Regions from separate parts of the Mus musculus genome. Here region 1 is linked to region 2. The links are chromatin loops, found by intact Hi-C in ENCODE. Cell type or tissue: left cerebral cortex. All regions are shown on one strand. Links, peaks and the distances in the headings refer to the core of each region. The heading gives the core; the rest is flanking DNA. Region 1 overlaps Astn2 (astrotactin 2). Region 2 overlaps Astn2 (astrotactin 2).

Region 1 (2,920 bases), core at 322-2,821, 140 kb before region 2:
GTGGAGTACCAGTGTTAAAAGTGTGGGGCTCAGACTACCAGGCATTGCACTGGGGCTGTATATGGAAGGAAGAGTCTATTTGGAGGCCTGAACCTGTTTGTCCCAGAATAGCCAGAGATGCTTTCTGCAGTGTTCTTTGCCCAGATTCACATAAAGTAATGTTTTCTTACAAATTTCTCCTGCCTTTTTAATTTTTCCCACAACACTGAACAAAATGTTTTCCGATCCCTTTCTGGGCCGAGATGCAGGATTTATTTCTTAGGTATAACTGGTTTGCACATGTTTCCTTTTCCTGACTCTTATTGCACGTGCTATGTAGCAGCCCCCAGAGGGCCTGGGCATATTCCATTGTCCTTGGAACTCTCAAGGAGAAAGACAGGGTTTGTAGTCATTCCTGATATTCTGCAGCTCCAAGATAGATCTTGGTACACACACACACACACACACACACACACACACAGAGAGAGAGAGAGAGAGAGAGAGAGAGAGAGAGACAGACAGAGAGAGAGAGACAGACAGAGAGACAGAGAGACAGAGAGACAGAGACAGAGACAGAGACAGAGACAGAGACAGACAGACAGGCAGACAGACGGACAGATGGACAGATGGACAGATGGACAGACAGACAGATAAACACATAGCCAGATAAACACAGCTATATAAACACACACAGACATACACTTATACACACACACACAAACACACACACACACACACACAAACACACACACATGACTCAACACAAGTCCCTCCTTAGAAGTTGACTGATATCTGAGGCTTTGGTGATCTATGGAAATCTGGCTATGGGAGGGAGAAATGGAATGGAAATGATGGCAGAAAGCTACAAAGAGTCAAGCTCATATTCAAAGTAGAGATCATTTCCCACTCTCCTTTTTAAAGATGTGGTCTTCCTAAGTTCTTACAACTAAAAAAAGAGCAGAAGGCTCACTTAGCTATTCCATCTTTTGTGGATGCTTTGAGTGTTGTGACTATAGGGAGGGACACCCCTAGGCCACCCAGCTGAAGGAATTCCTAGTGGGCTCATTTGAGCTTCACAGGTTCTGGTTGCTTTGAAGGTATATTTTGAGAGATAAAACACATTTATTGTTTTGTTACTTCTATGTATAGCTTTCGATAGTTAGTCACGTTGTAGGTAAGATAGGTTTCTGTTAGTTCTTTTGCCCTCAGCACCTGGAATGTTGGAGGAGGGCTGTCTGTTTGACAGGACTGAGCCAAATACGTGAGTGGGAGGCACAGAAGGGAGTATTCCTGGCCTTTCCTACCAGTGTTCAAACTCTCCATTCTGAATGCTACAGAGAAGCAGTTGCGTCTTTAAGAATAGAAAGACTACTGGTCGGGTATAGTGATTGCTGTCCTGTATTCAAGGCACGTTGCTTTCCTGGCAGATTCGTCGGGGCCTTTCTCTTTTTGTATCCTGTGCATGTCTTGGTAAAGTGCTAAGTGTTTTGTGCTGTTACAAATGCCCCTTTTGTATCACACCAACCCCTGCTGGTGGCTCCTAGCCGCTTACAATAGGTTGTACATTTATTTCCGCTAAGACATTTCAAAAGGAACACACGGTCTTCTGTACAGGAAAATCTGCCTCCCCCACCTCCTTTTCAGCCCTCCCAGAAGTGAAGCCCAGGATTAGCTCCCTAGGCTGTCTTTTTCAGTTTCCTGAAATAGCCAAGACTAGAAGAAGGGAGGTGGTGGGGGGATGAAGCCTCCAAGGCAAGGGCCAGAGATTATTTCAGACAACTGGTCATCACTCTCATTCTCTACAAAACATGGTACCCTGGAGAGCATTCAAAGGACTGAAAGGGGCATTCGCTGGATTTTATGATCACAAAGAGCCAAAACAAGGAGCTTGACTTTTTCACCAATTGCAGAGGAGCAATCACACACACACACACACACACACACACACACACATCTCAAGATTGAAACTACAGTGTCCATCTTGTGTTTATTCCTGTGAGCCTGTTTGTCTTTGAAAGTTTTAAAGAAACTGTTATGATTTAATTTGTTTGATCCCACAGGTCCATTTGATTGCTCGGTGCCTAGCTAGGGATGCTGTTGCAGGAAATTGTGCAAGCTTAGGGACATGAGGCTTAGCTGGTCTTCCAAGAAAGTAGGGAACAATAACAGCAGGTTATATTCCAGCACTGATTCCAGCCCAGTTTTTCTGCCTCCTATCTGCTGAGGTGTGAGTAGCAACATCATCTGTTACGAACAGGATCTGTTCTCACTGGCATGCACTCCTTGCCTTGATGAACTGTATCAGCCCTGACTGTGCTGTGCCAGGGGCGTAGTGGAAAAGACTTATGTCTTTGCACAATGTCAGAGTATACCGAGTCACAATAAACTCACCAAATAAGGAGGCTTCAAAGGCATCTGTTTGCCTGATCATTACACTTTTCCTGGTAATCTGGACTAGGCAAATGTGGGTTCTTTTATTCCAGTCTTAATTACCAATACTAACTGTCATGGTCACAATGAACAGAACATATATCTACATCTGTGTGTGTGTGTGTGTGTGTGTGTGTGTGTGTGTGTGTGTGTGCATGTGCACACGTTATAAAAGTAGATCCAAAGGGTCAGAGAGGCTGCAGCAGAGTTCAAAGGTTTCAGAAGGGGGCTGATAGAAATGTAAATAGTGTATTGATAAAACAAGGGACCCAAATCGCAGAGTCAGATCACTGTGGACTTAAAGCTGAGAGCAAGTACGCCAAATTGAATTCAGCTTGAAGGTAAGCTGGTTGGACCAGGTTCAGAGCCAAAACAAGGAGACAGATGATGGACAAGAGGTCAAGGCAGTGGGAGTTGATGAGGCCACAGCAACATCAGGGACTGAGCCTTCCTGAACTCCTAAGGATCGTTAAGAGTTTTCTGTGTGTCTGTCACACTAAGTGACAGAACA
Region 2 (2,920 bases), core at 194-2,693:
ATGATAGAAGAGATACAAGCTAGAAGCAGTGCCTGATATAACCCATCTACCTAGGAATGTTTCTAAAAACTGGTTTGAATTTTTATGAGTAAATAGTTGTTAGACAATGACAGAGGCATAGAGACTTTTAGGCAGGGAGTCCAGGAGGTAAACAAATTACATGATATAGGAAATAACAAACGTAAGATGGAAAGTGACTTGGTTCCAGACTATGAGTGTCTACCTGTGAAGGGCAGACAAAGGAGGAGGTGTGGCTTTCTACTGAGTGCTGCCCTTGACTCCTAGAAGGACAACTTAATTGGCAAATTGGTTTAAGAAGGAAACTAAATTAAGAAGTGTGGAGATGTCCTTGGGGAAAACGTTCCACACGTCCCACTCTGTCCTCAAGGAATTTAGTGCTTTATTTTATTTTATTTTATTTTTAACTGAGGTGTCTTGACTTTTCCATAGGGAACTCATTAACACCTTGAAGAAAAAGTTCATGCATGTTCAAAAACAGGAAACAAACATCCTATAGGGGGAGGCAGGAGAAAAAGAAGACAGAAAACAGGATCACACAAGAAGAATTCAAAGACTAGAGTTTCTGATGCCAGAGAAAGGAATGCTCAGAGGGAAAACATGCTGATGTCAAATCTCAAAGGTTGTGACAAGATAGTGAGTAAGCAAAAGAGTCGGGGAACTGAGTCAGACAAGAGTGTGAGACCTTCTGATAACCTACATCATATCTTGAGTATCGGTTCCTCAGAGTAAAAGACAAACTACTCAGCAGTTTTTCAAAACTATCCTGACAGTTGAGGATATTGCATATGAGGTACCTAGTATATAACCAATCCCCAACCCACAGAAGTAGTTGATAGTACAGACACCATTGCATTGTAGAGATACAAAGGTGGGGGAATGACTCATTTTGCATACATCCTTGGACCTGAATTGACAAATCTAGTAGGGTGGCCTTTACTTATTTGAACTTGGCCTCTTCCTTCTTATCACAAATCTACTTGATGTATAGCTTGGAGAGTTGCAATCTCCTCATCCTATTTCATATCATCCTTCTTACTATTTTCTGCCAGTGGATATTGAATCTGTTTCATGAACTTAGTACTGAAGACAATCCCATGTAATTTACATGGTCCATACCACATCTAGTTGTCAATAATTTCTGTCTATGGGTTCGAGTAATGCTCCTTGGCAATATCAGCTAGATCTTTTTTTTTCCTTCTTTCTTTCCAGAACTAACTTCTTAAAATGTTCTTAGACCTGGTTTATACTCCTAGCCATCTCATCTTACCATTATTCCACGGCTCTTTAAATCGCCCCATTTTATTTTATGTACCTTTCCTTATCTGCATCTTTCTCCTTAGACCACAAATATGTTCATCTCCCCAGACTCACCCCCTCCTTAAACTTTCAGTTGCCGCCAGCTACCACCTTATGTCTTCCATTCACAGCCAGACTTCTAGAAAGAGAAATCTATGCAAATGCTCTCCACTTCTTCACTTCCCACTTTCTCCTCCACCCACTGCAGTCTGGCTTTTATACCTCTCACACACTACCTCTTCCAAGGCCAAAAGTGCACGTGTTTGTAGTTATATACACTTCGATCCAGCTCTATATTCAACAATACTGTTTACTCTCAAAAATGTCTCTGACTCCTTTGGGTAGCACATCCCTAGTGTTCTTGCTATCTTTTTTAGAAACTTTCACCTTCTTATGGACTGAGGCTCATTTTTCATGTCTTTTCTTCTAACACATATTTCTTGGGCTATAGAGTCCCTGAATGTTCCATGAGTACCATCTACCAAATCTGTATCCCAGACCTGAGTCAATCCTCAGAGATAAGGACAGAGTTATACACCTGGCTACAATAACCCTATTTGTTGGAAAATGGGCTTTCTAATCAAATCCCAAATGGACTCATTTGATAGTAACAGAGTTTAAATGAGATTTTAAATAATCATTACAGACAATAGTGGCATCTTATTCCAGTAGGACTGGTGAAACACAGTGGTATAAACTGGGTAGTTAAGATAGATAGATACATAGATAGATAGATAGATACATAGATAGATAGATAGATAGATAGATAGATAGATAGATAGATAGATAGATTAAGGAGCTCTTGGAAATCCAAGATCATGGCAGGTTCTTCATATTGAAGACCCTGTTTTGGGCTCATGAAGGACAACTCCTAGCCATATTGTCACATGGTAGGATAGTGGATCTGCCTTGGGCATCTTTTATAAAAGTATTAATTCCATACTGGAAGGTATTTGACGCCTCCCAGGAATCTCATGTTCAAATACAGTCACTTTACTTGAGGAATCACAATTTCAACCTGTAGAATTCAGAAAGACATAAATATTCAGAGCAAAGCAGATGTCTTGAGTGAGTACAGGTGATGAAAGGAACAAAGGCAGATTCTTGAAGAATGTGGATGCAAAAGATCCACCCAAGATGACAGAGGAATATGTAAAGACAGGTGAGATATTGTTGAGTCTTCAAAAGAATGTGATTTGGAGGAAGGCTTGGTCAATGGCATCACATGTTGCTCAGAGACAATGGAAGAGGAAGAAGGGAACTAGGTCACTAAGCAAATTGAGGTTCTCAGCAGTGACACTGGCAGAAGTTTGGGGAAATGCCATGAAGTACTAATTATAATCCTTTGAGTGTAGATGAGAGACAAGAAATTGGGACAAAAGCTGGCCTGACCAGGGTCACAAATCCCTTACTGTCAGCACCAGCACATGGTCACCTTACGCTCAGAGTCAGCGGATACACCCAGGATCCCCTAGAGGACTCTCCACACGATCTTTGGACCACTGGTGAGTAGAACACAACTTCTGTTCCAATCCAATCTCGCTCGTGGGACCTGAGACAGCATTAGGAAAGCAGAAAAGCCAGCCTGATCAGGGTCACAAAT

Evidence for each region. A loop is a pair of places that touch in the nucleus more often than their neighbours do. Peaks named below come from ENCODE experiments on the same cell type or tissue, not always from the same donor. Only the 100,000 strongest peaks of a DNase experiment are listed, where the experiment ranks them.
Region 1: a loop joins it to region 2, with 1.8 times the contacts of the local background. A loop is called at or near these places in 1 of 42 quality-filtered maps.

Annotation. Positions count from the first base shown.
Region 1 is chr4:65,838,298-65,841,217 of GRCm38, reverse strand. All of the region lies in intron 10 of Astn2 (astrotactin 2), which reads left to right. Among named protein-coding and RNA genes, the nearest start is that of Gm31533, 210 kb to the right of the region's middle. In left cerebral cortex, for the core only: CTCF peaks have their summits at 1,514 (motif pointing left) and 2,207; DNase peaks (open chromatin) are centred at 1,534 and 2,161; H3K27ac peaks cover 1,294 bases.
Region 2 is chr4:65,694,000-65,696,919 of GRCm38, reverse strand. All of the region lies in intron 13 of Astn2 (astrotactin 2), which reads left to right. Among named protein-coding and RNA genes, the nearest start is that of Gm31533, 68 kb to the right of the region's middle. In left cerebral cortex, for the core only: no CTCF peak of the experiment used is centred there; a DNase peak (open chromatin) is centred at 1,488; H3K27ac peaks cover 470 bases.